2 separate regions of the Homo sapiens genome follow, and region 2 is linked to region 1. The links are chromatin contacts, found by Hi-C or POLR2A ChIA-PET in ENCODE. All regions are on one chromosome and are shown on one strand. The core of a region is the stretch at or near the end of the contact, and the rest is flanking DNA. Distances in the headings are between cores, read along the strand shown. Region 1 holds the start of FREM1 (FRAS1 related extracellular matrix 1). Region 2 has its middle 50 kb from the start of FREM1.

Evidence for each region. Hi-C counts contacts between places; a loop is a spot of excess contacts on that map. ChIA-PET counts read pairs that join two places held with the same protein, here RNA polymerase II (POLR2A).
Region 2: a loop to region 1 is called in a map of left cardiac atrium, with 5 times the contacts of the local background. The contact joins the enhancer-like site here to the promoter of FREM1 in region 1. A Hi-C loop is called at or near these places in 2 of 168 maps with a recorded cell type or tissue (HepG2 and left cardiac atrium). POLR2A ChIA-PET finds 5 or more read pairs at or near these places in 1 of 52 experiments (Caco-2).

What each region holds. Positions count from the first base shown.
Region 1 is chr9:14,907,280-14,913,184 of GRCh38, reverse strand. FREM1 (FRAS1 related extracellular matrix 1) reads left to right here and starts at 2,757. Exons shown (of 37, transcript NM_001379081.2): 1 at 2,757-3,271. RefSeq lists enhancers at 3,992-4,493, 5,443-5,905.
Region 2 is chr9:14,957,701-14,963,605 of GRCh38, reverse strand. No RefSeq gene overlaps it. Among named protein-coding and RNA genes, the nearest start is that of FREM1, 50 kb to the right of the region's middle. Within about 2 kb of position 1,250, at least 4 of the 41 ENCODE cell types and tissues checked have a DNase peak (open chromatin) inside an H3K27ac peak, as active enhancers do.

The DNA of each region.
Region 1 (5,905 bases), core at 1,508-4,007:
TGAATTTGATTTGTAAATTAGTTATTTAGGATTTTGCATTCATGTTGACAGTCAAATTGGCCGGTAGCGCTCTCATGGCAAGCAGAGCACGCTGCTCTTGTGCCCTGCTCAGGGGTGGTTTTATTTCCTGATAACCCCTAATCACGTTGTCAGCTCCCAAGTCTGAGGTCAGCAAGGCTCTTCCTATAAACCCTCTCATCGGCTGTGTTATTGCTCTTTTCTGGTACACAGAGGTGTTTGTATTGCTTTTCTTTATTTATTTGTTTTCATGTTTATTATTTCAATTGTGGTATGTATAACCTTTCTATTCCTGGACTCATCCTCTTCTCTTGCCATAGTATTGCTTCCCATGGCCATCTAGTGTTAGAGACTCAGTGGAAAACTATCTTTACGTTGCAATAGATAACACTTCTGTCTGCTGCCATCGTCAAAATTTAATAGGCACATTCCTAATTTTTTATATGAATTGTTGGTGAAGGCATTGGCTATGCCTTTCAGAGAATGCTACATTCTACAGCAATTCAACAAAAATCATTCATATTTACAATCCAAAATGATATGCCAATCTCCAACACACATTTGATATTTTTCATTATCACTCCAACTAGGGCTAGAAGTAAAATGATTTCTTTAAAAATGAATTTTGTGCCAGCACTAAGTTCAGCAGCACATGCTTTTAGGGGAAGAATTCTTTGTTGTTTCTTTGACTAGTTCTTTTTAAATTCCCTAGCTTGGCATTTCAATCTGTTCAAACAGTATTTTATTGATTGAAGTTGATAATTGTATTATTTCCAGGCCCTTATTCATTTGTGGCAGATAGAAGGAATGACATTTGTATAAACAGGTACTTCAGATTTCAGGACATTTTGACTGATCTAACTCTTAACTGCCTATTTCAGAATATGTTCAGCACAGTTAGGCCAAGCTTCATGTATATAATTAACTTTGGAAAGATTATATCTCCTGCGGACTTTTTGAAATACTTTACAATCTAAGTTTGTTATTTTTTGCTTAGCATGCTTAAGTTATTTTTCCCATAGAAGTGATATAAAGACATTTATCTCTGTTTCTAGACTAATCTGTAAACCTTATTTAGCTCTTAATCTATCTATAAACTTTATAATCTATCTATAAACTAATCTATAAACCTTATTAGTTTCTAGACTAATCTATAAACCTTATTTAGATGTTAGAATAAGCATGTTGATGCAACCGTTTGTACATAGTATACAATTCCTTTGTCAAATGGAATCCGAGTCTCAACTAACAGCTTCTAAAACCATCTTCATTTCTTTGCAGGTAAGATATTCACAACCTGGGCAATTTTGAAAATCAGTTGGGGAATAAAATTGTCTATTATGCTGTGTTTCTTAACTGTCATTATTAAGGCTTTATTTCTTGCCTTTTCAGGATTAATATATGACTCACACATTGTCACTATATTTATTTAATAATAACTGTGTTTAGTAAATAATATCTGTTCACTTATAAAGAGCTTAGTGATTCTTAACTTTCACCTACTTATTCTCAGAGCAAATAAAATGAATCAAGAAATTCTTGAAGATTTGAAATCTCCGATGACTTTGAGTAAGTGTATATGCACCATTCATTGCTAAAGTAACCACAAAGCATGTTTTTAAAATACATAATTTTTTTCTCCCTTCTTATGCATTCTTTTCTTCTTTACATTTTTCTCTTTTCTTTCTTCCTTCCTCATGTAATTTTCTTCTCCTTTTTCATTTTCCTCTCTCTTTTCCTTATGGCTTCCAAAGAAAGGCATATGGTGTTGTGACCTTGTTACGGGAAACCACATCTAGGTTGAATTGGATTCACAGTGTTCTATATTTTTGGCAAAGGTTTAGGATAGCCAGACATGTCTTAATATAAACAGTTCCCCCAAAGTGAGTTAATACTTCAAATTCTCTCTTTATGGTTAATTTAGAAGGCCAGATGGTAGGCCATTATCTTTTTTTTTCCTGGTGGGAATAAAATACAGGAAAGCATTTTATTAAACAGTTGTTAAGGATTAAGACTTTCACAGACCACTGAATACTGACAAGTTAACTATGTGAATCTCTGTTGAGAGGACAGTTCTTGGCCAGTGATATATCTGCATTATTGGGATCACGCACTATATGCAAATGGATCAGATTAATGGGATTTTTATGGGTTTTCGAAAAGAGCCAGACACACAAAAAGCCTTACAAATGGAAGAACTAAGGTGGTACTTAAAAACAGCACCTTAGGATCTAGTTCCATCCTATCTTTTCCCTTAAATGCCATGACAAAAGTTAAAACGGGCCCTGTCCCTTCTGAATGCTGGGCTTCTCATCTAAATTTAAATAAAAACCTTTGAAGATGGGAATGTGTTGGAAGAAAAGAAGGGCAGAAAAAAAGTGTGTTGGAAGAGTCTGTGTGAGTATGTACATGTGTGGGTGTGGGCATGTGCGGCCTGTGCGTATGTGTGTGCCCCCGTGTGTGTGTGGAGCATGCGTGAGAATGCATGCACATGTGTGGGGTGGGTCACTATGTGTGCATGCATGTGAAGGCATTTGCCTGTGTATGTGTCTGTGTGTGGTGATTGTGTGTCTATCGTGTTTGTATGTGTGCCTGTGTGTGTACCTCTGTGAGTGGGTGTGTCTGTATGTGACTGTGTGCCCATTTGTGAATGTGTGTGTGCCTGTGTCTGAGTGTGTGTGTGCCTGTGTGCTGCAGGCGGGAGAGGCTGCTCTGGCTCGGCGAGTGGCGGAGCAGTTAGTACAAAACTAGTAGTGAGAAAGGAAGCTGGGAAGAGACTGGGAAGAGGCAACCGACCTCATTAACAAAAGCTCAGTTTTGTCCCTGCGGACCCAACCAGCAGAAGGCACGGGGCTAGCGGTGGCTGTCCGCCAGGGAGGTCGGGCTCTGTGTAAACAGTAGAAGGCATCTTTATCATGCCCTTCTCACAGGGAGTCCTGAGGCTTGGCGCTCAGGAAGTTTGCAAAGCTGCAGCAGCTGCCTTGGAGAAGACCAGCAAAGAAAGTGGAGTGTGTATGTGAACTTCAATTCTGTATTTTCTGTGAGGTGGGTTAATGGATTTTTAGTAAAAAGAAATCTCAAACACAGCTGACCTGAAAGACTGGAATTTCAGCTCTCTTCCTTCCCGGGGTTCTTTTTCCTCCCCCTTCCTCTCAAAGCCCTTTAAACCAGATTGCTGTGTCAGTGACTCTTATCCTGCCCGCCAGTTCCAAGGGTTTCTAACTTTTTGTCTTGGAAAGGAAAACCACTACCTGTAAGTATCTGTTTTATGTGTTTCTTTTCATTGTGACTGTGAATGTTCTGTTAGCAGAATGCCCCAGAGATTGTTTGTGTGATATCATTAATGCCAAGTAACAATGCAAAGCATCTGCAAGAGTAGGCTTGCAAAAGTTTAACTCTCCTGTTAACTCAGAAGATGGCAACTTGCAGTGTTAACAAACCAAATGCCAAAACTGAGATTCTTTTTATTACGTGACACAAATTTCTAACTCTTCTCAGTCCATCCGTGCTGGCACTTGCCAATGAAATAACCATTTTTTAACTGTGTAATTGTTTCCTCTGAAATTAGAATGTTTCTTCTCAGCTAAATGAAATGGCAAAGGGAAAAGACACAAAAATGAACAGAACAGATAATATCCTCATGGTACAAACATAGAGAAATTTGGATGAGATAATGTCTGGATACCTTTGCTTAAGTTTAGTTATATTTGGAGACATATTTTCAAAAACATGATTTCTGTTTCATTGTGGGGAAGAGAGATAGTGCTGGGGAGGCAAAGAAATGGCCTTGTTCTGAAGTTTTTGGACTGATTTTTAGGCTCTCTCTGCTCAGTACTGAGATTTGGTCCAGAGACTTTGGTGCTGTTGTAAAGAGTTTCTTTTCATTTTATTTTGAAATCCAGGAAACAATTTTTGGCTTATGGAAATTGTTTATTGTTTTTAAGGTATTTAATTTTAGTTTCTGATTTTTTTTTAAACTATTGCACCCAGTCTTGTTGCTTGGTGTGCATTACAAAGCTTAAAAAGAGCATTTCTGGGAGCCAATTGGTGTTTATAGCCTGGGAATCTTACTGGAGAGATTAACCTCTGTGGTGCTGCTTCACAGAACAGAGCTAGTGATTCGAATGCTCTTCAGGTTTCTGCTCTGGAAAACTGACACCCGCTGTTCCTGACTCTAGGTAAAGCTTGAAGAGCTGTGCCTCAGCCCCCTGCTTACATTTGATAAAGGTGCCTTCAGTGCAGCTCTAGGAAACTTTGCTGTTTCTCTCCATCAGGCATTCTCAAAACTGACTGTGTGTAAGAACCCCCATTTGCTTGGTGAAAGGCAGGTTCTCAGTTCCCAGGCCCAAAGGATTTTAGACCTGGAGTGGTGCCAGGAATCTTCCCAGGTGATTCTGAAGCAGGTGGGTCACACTTGGGTAAACATTGCTCTACATTGTCCTTGACATGAAATTCTTGTCATGTACTTGGTTAATATTAAACCTTATATCTAAATAAGAAACCTGAGTTTGAGCTGTTGTTGAGCATAACTTAATGTGCAACATGGTTTTGCATGCTTGGCTGGCAAACCAGGGCTTTTTAATCAGTTTTCCACCAACCTCATCTTTTTTTTTTCTTGCTTCCCTTTTCATCTCTGCCTTTTCATTCCCACGAGGGAAAAAAGGAGTTGGGCAAAGGGACCTGACTACCATGTTCCCTGCTTTCACATGTTGGGCTATATGGCCTGATCTGCCCCCGCATGGCTAAGCAATGTTTGTTTTGGAAACTTTAAACCCAGGACTGTTCTTAATTCTTTCCCAGCCTCCTGGGGCTGCTGGGCTGTAGGGGTTGGGCGAGGCTGAGTTTGGGTAAACTGAGCTTGATTTCATGGAATGGTTCAGGAGCCTCATTCCTAGAAAATGATTTTTGGATTGGACCATCCCACAGGGATGAGAAGAAACAGAAAATGATTCTTCCATGGTGTTAAAATTCTCATTTCACAATATGTGAAAGTCAGAGCTCAGCTTCCATCCCCATCCTTGCATTTTCTGGCGTTTAATATTTATATTAAAAAGAAAACTGGACATGGCCATCAGAGCCCCTTGCTTTCTTTTCTTTCCTCATTCCAAACATTTAGGTGCACCTGCTACATGCCAGGCTCTGTGATAGTTTTTAAGGATTTCAGAATGCCCACTGGGGATGGCATGCACAGGCAGGGTCCTTGTCCTCATGGTGTTTCAAATCTTAGTTGTTGCTAACCAGCCTTGGAAGAGCCATCTAACCCCTCAAAGCTTCACTTCCTCATCAGTAAAATAAGTTGAATTAAATGAGTTTTGGTATCTTCCTAGCTCTGATATTCTGACATTGATGGATATGACTCAGTCTTCTAAACACAGATATGGGCTATGAGAGCTTTTCAGCATTTACTCTGAGAATAGGCCTAAAGATTTCGCTAATTGCTTTTCTTCAAAAATTTTCAGATGTATTTTTTTCTCTCACAAAGCACCATGACCACAGGAATATTGAGTTAGACAAGTGTAATCTTTTCAGGGCATGTAGCCATTCCTTACAATGGGATCCCGTAACTCCCTGGAAAGGCTGTTTCCCTGCGCCAGGTTACATAGGAGGGCAGCCTCTTATCTTGTCTGAATCTGATGTCGCTACTCCTTTGGAGAGCTGGGTGGTCTGAACAGGGCTTGACAGCTTCCACACATGCACAGCTTGCAACCTGACCCTTTCATTCAAGTGATTCAACAGCTTTTGTGCTACCAGGTGAGAGGCTTAAACAGACATCTTTGAGGGGCCGAGCGAAACAAAAAACAAAGCAAAACCCACTCCCTAATGAAATACTGTCTATACTATATTTTGTCTGTAATGCAGCTTCTCTCACTGCAGTGACTGGGGCACC
Region 2 (5,905 bases), core at 1-2,500, 52 kb before region 1:
GTTCTTAAAGATGGTGTGTCTGGAGGTTGTTCCTTCAGATGTTCAGATGTGTCCGGAGTTTCTTCCTTCTGGTGAGTTCATGGTCTTGCTGGCCTCAGGAGTGAAGCCACAGACCTTTGCCGTGATTGTTACAGCTCTTAAAGGTGGTGCATCCTGAGTTGTTCCTTCCTCCCGGTGGATTTGTGGTCTTGCTGGCTCCAGGAGTGAAGCTGCAGACCTTCGCAGTGAGTGTTACAGTTCTTAAAGGTGGTGTGTCCTGAGTTGTTCATTCCTACCGATGGGTCTCTGGTCTCGCTGGCTTCAGGAGTGAAGCTGCAGACCCTCCCCAGTGTGGCCTAGGGAAATGAGAGAACCTTGTATAGAAATCTACTAAGGATAGTTTTGAGGTCAGATTGACCTGAGTTTGAGTATTCTTTCTGTTGCTAACTAGCTGTGTGACCTCCAAAAAGTTACTTAACTTTTCTAAGCCTCTATTTTGTCATCTGTAAAATAGAGATAATTATAGTACCTACTTCACTTGGTTGTGATAAAGATTAAGGAGTTAATTTCCTTGAAATCTAGCATAGTGCTTGGCAAAATGTAAGGCTGTTTTTATGTTAAGTCATTAACTGATTTCGCAGCATAGAAGCTGGCATTTTTGTGATTAAGATATGAAATTCTGAAGCAATACAGCAGAGATTGGTTTAAGGTCATAATGTAGGTGACAAATTCCCTGCCTTCCACCATTTCTGAGTAGTCTTTCTACTGTGAAGGGGTTTTCACTTGTCAGTGTGGAAACACAATGGCCTGGGACCTCAATGGGAAGCCCCTTCAAGCCCTGAGACATGGTATCGTGGGGGAGTAGGAGTTCTGAATCCCATCCATTGTGTTCAGCTGAGCTGCAAACAGGAAATATTGTGGTCAATCTTGTAGAATTAAAACCAGGGATCCTTATTAATATGGATATTCAAGATGTTGAAGTCATAGTCCTGGGGGAGGAACCGGGAACACTCATAATCCCTTTGAAAGCATTTGTTGTGTACAATTTATTTGTGGTTATAGCAGATGGTATCTAGAGGATGCTGAAAATGGGAACCTCTGGATTCACTCCTATTACCTGGTCTCCTAATTTTTGCCACCTGTCCTCTCTTCACTGAGTTCCCTGTGCTAGTCATACCTGCTCCATAATGGTTTAACCAGGTCAGTCTGAGTGACAGCAAAAACCGCAATTGTTGTTTGTGGCACTCTGCCTAACAGTGTACTCATCAGAGAGTTGATTTCTCCCCAGAAACAGAACACAGGACTATTTGGTTCTTCTGGCCTAAGGCTTAAAAAGTTCTGAGCGTGGGGCCCAGGACCTTTGGCTCTGATTTGGATCATCTCCCTTATGGAAATCTTTCTGAAATAGGACTGGTTTTTTGAAGCTCTTTGGACTTCCTGTCCATAGCAATTTTTTTTCTTGTTTATTACTCATTCATTGATAAATAATCAAAACCTACATCCAAAGCACCCTAGAAAAATGAGGCTTTCTAGTCCCTACAATCAAGGAGTGAAAATCGAATTGCAGAGATGAAACAAGCTGATTTGTGTATCTGTGCTGGATATGTGGGGACTAACTCTGTCAGTTAACAAAGTGAAGGATGCATGTCATTCTAAGGTTTCAATGGTCTAGAATCTAAAGATCTTGTGGAGATGTTACCATTAGAGGATCTTGACTGCGAGTTGTCCAGGTTCTTAGTGTTTTGAACAAAGAATTGGACAAAACACCCAGCAAAGCAAAGGAAGAAGGAAGCAATGAAAGAAGAAAGCAGGGACTTACTGAAAATGAAAGTACACTCCACAGTGTGGCAGAAGGCCTGAGCAGTGGCTCAAGGTCCAAGATACAGCATCTTCTCGGCTTCAAACACCCTCTACAGGTTTCCCATTGGCCCCTTGGTGGTCACCTCATGTAGATGAAGTGGTGGCCCGCAGTCAGTCTGATTGGTTGTGCAAAGCAACCAATGAGAGGCTGAATTAAAGTTACAAAGGTCACACTCCTGTGCAAACATCTGATTGGCTGCAAAAAGCAATCAATCACAGGGTAAGGTGAAGTTACAAAGCTGCACTTCTATGCAAACGAAGAGTTGGCCTGCCGTCAGTCTGATTGGTTGTGGACAGCCAATTTCCCATTTGCTGCGGAGCAAAGGTGGGGGTTTGCAAAGGGAGTAGCCTCTTGTCCTTTTATTACTTAGGCATGGAAAGTAAGGGTTTTCCTTTCAATTTGGTTCTAGGAAGTCTGTGTGAAATGGCCTTAGGTTCCCTGCCTCCAGATCCTATTCTCCTGCCTCAGAGAAACCTGATTTGCCATCTTGCTGAGTGAAACTGAGCGATGTAACAATGATGATGATAATGATAACATCTGGGTTCTCTGTTGTTTACCCAGTGCACATCTCAGATGTTCTACGTATAATCTTTAATCTTCACAACAAAAGTATTATTATTATTTCCTTTTCACAGATGAGGAAAACATCTCAGAGAAGTTGAGCAATTTGCCCAAGGCCACACAGCAAAAAGTGGCAAAGCCAGGGTCGGTGATTCATGAAATGTGCTGCTTCCTATTTGTGTTATGTTAGGCATGATTCACACCCTTTGGAGATTCCATTTCGTTTTCTGTAAGATGAAATCAAAAGGTAATTGGTTTGTCATAAGTATTAAAAGAATTAATATATCTGCCCAAGTGCAGTGGCTCACACCTGTAATCTCAGCACTTTGGGAGGCTGAGACAAGAGGACCGCTTGAGCCAAGTTCAGCCTGGGAAACGTGGCAAGACCTTGTCTCTACTGAAAATGAAAAACATTAGCCAGGCGTGGTGGCATGTGCCTGTAGTCTCAGCTACTTGGGTGGCTGAGGCGGGAGGATCACCTGAACCCAAGAGGTTGAGGCTACAGTAAGCTGTGACCATACTACTGCACTCCAGCCAGAGCAACAGAGTGAGACCTTGTCTCAAAATACATACATACATACATACATACATACATACATACATACATACATGTAACAGGGCTTGGAAAACTGTAGAGTACTATCAACAGGTAGCTTAATATTATAAAGAATATTTACAGATAGTTCCTTGAGTTTATTTTGGGCTGTTTCATGGCAAAGAAAACCTGTGTTCTTTATGTTAGAATGTGTTGGTGATGCATTTCTCTGTATCATTAGCAATTTCTGTTATATTTGCCACCAGGAGGGCTGGGCCATTCATCTGAAAAGCATTTACTGAGGTCCTTTACGTATGGAGCAAAATGTCAAGCTGGGTGCTGGCACCTGATGGGGCACATGCAGTCATGACTCCTCTTCCTGAAACTTGTAGCTCCATGGGGGAATTAGCAGTAGATACACGAACATACAAAAAAATACATGATCGCAAATCTTCATGAGTTCTCTGAGGGAAAAACGCCATTATGAGAAAAAACTAGTGGGGGTGGTATAGTTGAAATGGACCAAGAAAGTAATTTTTGGGTAAGTGCTAGATAAACTGAAACTTGAAGGATAAGTAGGAGTAAACTTGGGGTAGTTCAGACAGAAAAACACTCCCAGCATAAGGAAGAGCAAATTGCAAGGGCCAGGGTAAGGAAATAATAATACTTAATCATAGTAATTATAAAAGTTAACATTTAGTGAACTCTTATTATATGCCAGATACTATATTAAGTGCTTTACCATTATTATGTCATTTAATCCTCAAACACTTTCTGGGGTAAATGTTATGCTTTTTTAGAAACAGGGTCTTATTCTGTCACCCAGGCTAGAGTGCTATGGTACAATCATAGCTCACTGCAGCCTCCAAGTCCTGGGCTCAAGTGATCTTTCCATCTCAGCACCCCAAGTAGCCAGGAATACAGGTGCACACCACCATGCCCAGTTAATTTTTAAAATTAAATATTTTGCAGAGATAGGGTCTCACTATGTTGCCCAGGCTGGTCTCAAAACTCTTGGCCTCAAGCAATTATCCCACCTCTGCCTCCCAAAGTGCTGGAATTACAGGTGTGGGCCACTATGCCTGGGCCAAAATACTATTTTTATTCCTATTCTACAAATGAGTAAAGCTGAAGCTGGAGAGATTAAGCAATTTATCTAAGGTCATATAGTGTGTAAGTATTGGAATGGGGGTTCAAATTCATGCAGAATGATCAAAAAACTTTACTTTCTAAACCATAGTCTTAGTTCAGTTAAATAACTCAGTCTGTCAGTTCATCTGTTAGAGTTCAATTGCAGAAATAGAAGCCATTTTAGCTAGTTTCAGGAAGAAGAGATTTATCAGGTACTCAGTGGTTTACTAAGCCATTGCAAGAGCAGGAGGGGAAACCCTAAAGCTGAGAGTGTAGGCAGAGCTTCCAGAAAATCTGCTCTTAGCATTTCCTGGAACCATACTGTTTCTTCTGTGATTGGGAAAGCTGCTAATACTGCAGCAAACCACCAAATCTGGAAGCCAATGACTGCAGATCCACACTGATTCTGGTCAACAAAATGTACACATCATCTTGTCTCTCTCTTTCCCCTACTAAACTCAGGCCCAAAGCTAAGTCTCAGACAGGTGCTTCTAACTGGCAGAATTAAATCACATGCTGGTCTCTAGCTGCAAGGAGGATTGGGGGAAATGTGGTTCTTAGCTTTCCTGCAGTGCACCCCATGAAGCCAGAGTGCAGGGAGCCACAGGGAAGTTAGAGAGGCAGATAGAACCACATCATGAAAGGCTGTAGTGGTAAGGAATTAATATTCCATGTGGAATACAAGGATGAGCAGAGGACTAATGTAGTCAGATGGTTTTTAAAGATAACCTGGCTGATGTGTGGAAATGTATGAGAAGGGACAGGAATGGGTGCAAGGAGACCATTTACAAGATATAAGATGGAAAGAAGTTGACAGATTTTAAAATATGTTTTGGATTTTAAATCAACACGATATGAAGTTGAGTTAGATGTAGGGAGTAGGAAAAGAAGGGCGTCAAGAATGATTCAGACTTCAGGCTTGAGAAACTGGGGAGAGGCCGTAGCATCTGAGGAAAGGCTGGGGAGTGGCTTGGTTGGGTGAACATTGGGGGAAGACTTGGAAAATTAAGAGTTCTGTTATGGACATCTAAAGTTTGAGATATCTCTCAGATATAGTCGTGGAAATGTTAAATGGGCAGTTGTAGATTGTTCTGGAGCCCAGAGGATCAGGACTGGAGATAGAACTTTTGGAGGCATTGGCATATTTATTTAAAATTATGGGATTAGATGGAATTCTCTATGCACAGGGTAGTGTAAGAAAAGGAGTAGGCGTAGGACTGAGTCCTGAGCCACTCCCACAGTTTGGGTGGAAGAGGTGGGGCCAGCAATTGAGAGTGACAAAGAATCTGAGAGATGCGAAGAAAAAAAAAGAAGAGAGTGTGGAAAAGATTATGTGCTTGACCAAACTTTAATCCGGCTCCTGAACCTTTGTTTGAACCCATCTCTGTAATTATAAAGTCCAATTTTAGCAAAACCCCTTCCATGCCAGTTTATTAAGAACCCCTCCACCCTGTCCTCCCTATCTGATCACCTTGATATCTATCTAATCCTCCTATCCTCCACCATCCCCCAAGTGATGTCTGATCACCTTCCTTTGTCTTTAGCAAGATTCCTATTAGTTAGGTATAGCCAGAGTCCCCTTTTCCCCAGTGCTCCCTGTTAGTAATTTTCCATCCAGAGACCCTCACCCTGCTCCTTGGCTGTGAATTCCCAGTTGCCTATATTGTGTTTGGAATTGAGCCCAACTCTACACCGAGATTCCTTTCCCCCTATTGCAATAGTCCTGAATAAAAGCTGTTTTTACTGCTTCAACTACTATCCAGCTCTGGTTTTTCTTTGACAAGTGCAAGGAAGTGAAGAGAGTGTTTCATAAAGAAGAAGGTTGTTTTTTGAGAAAA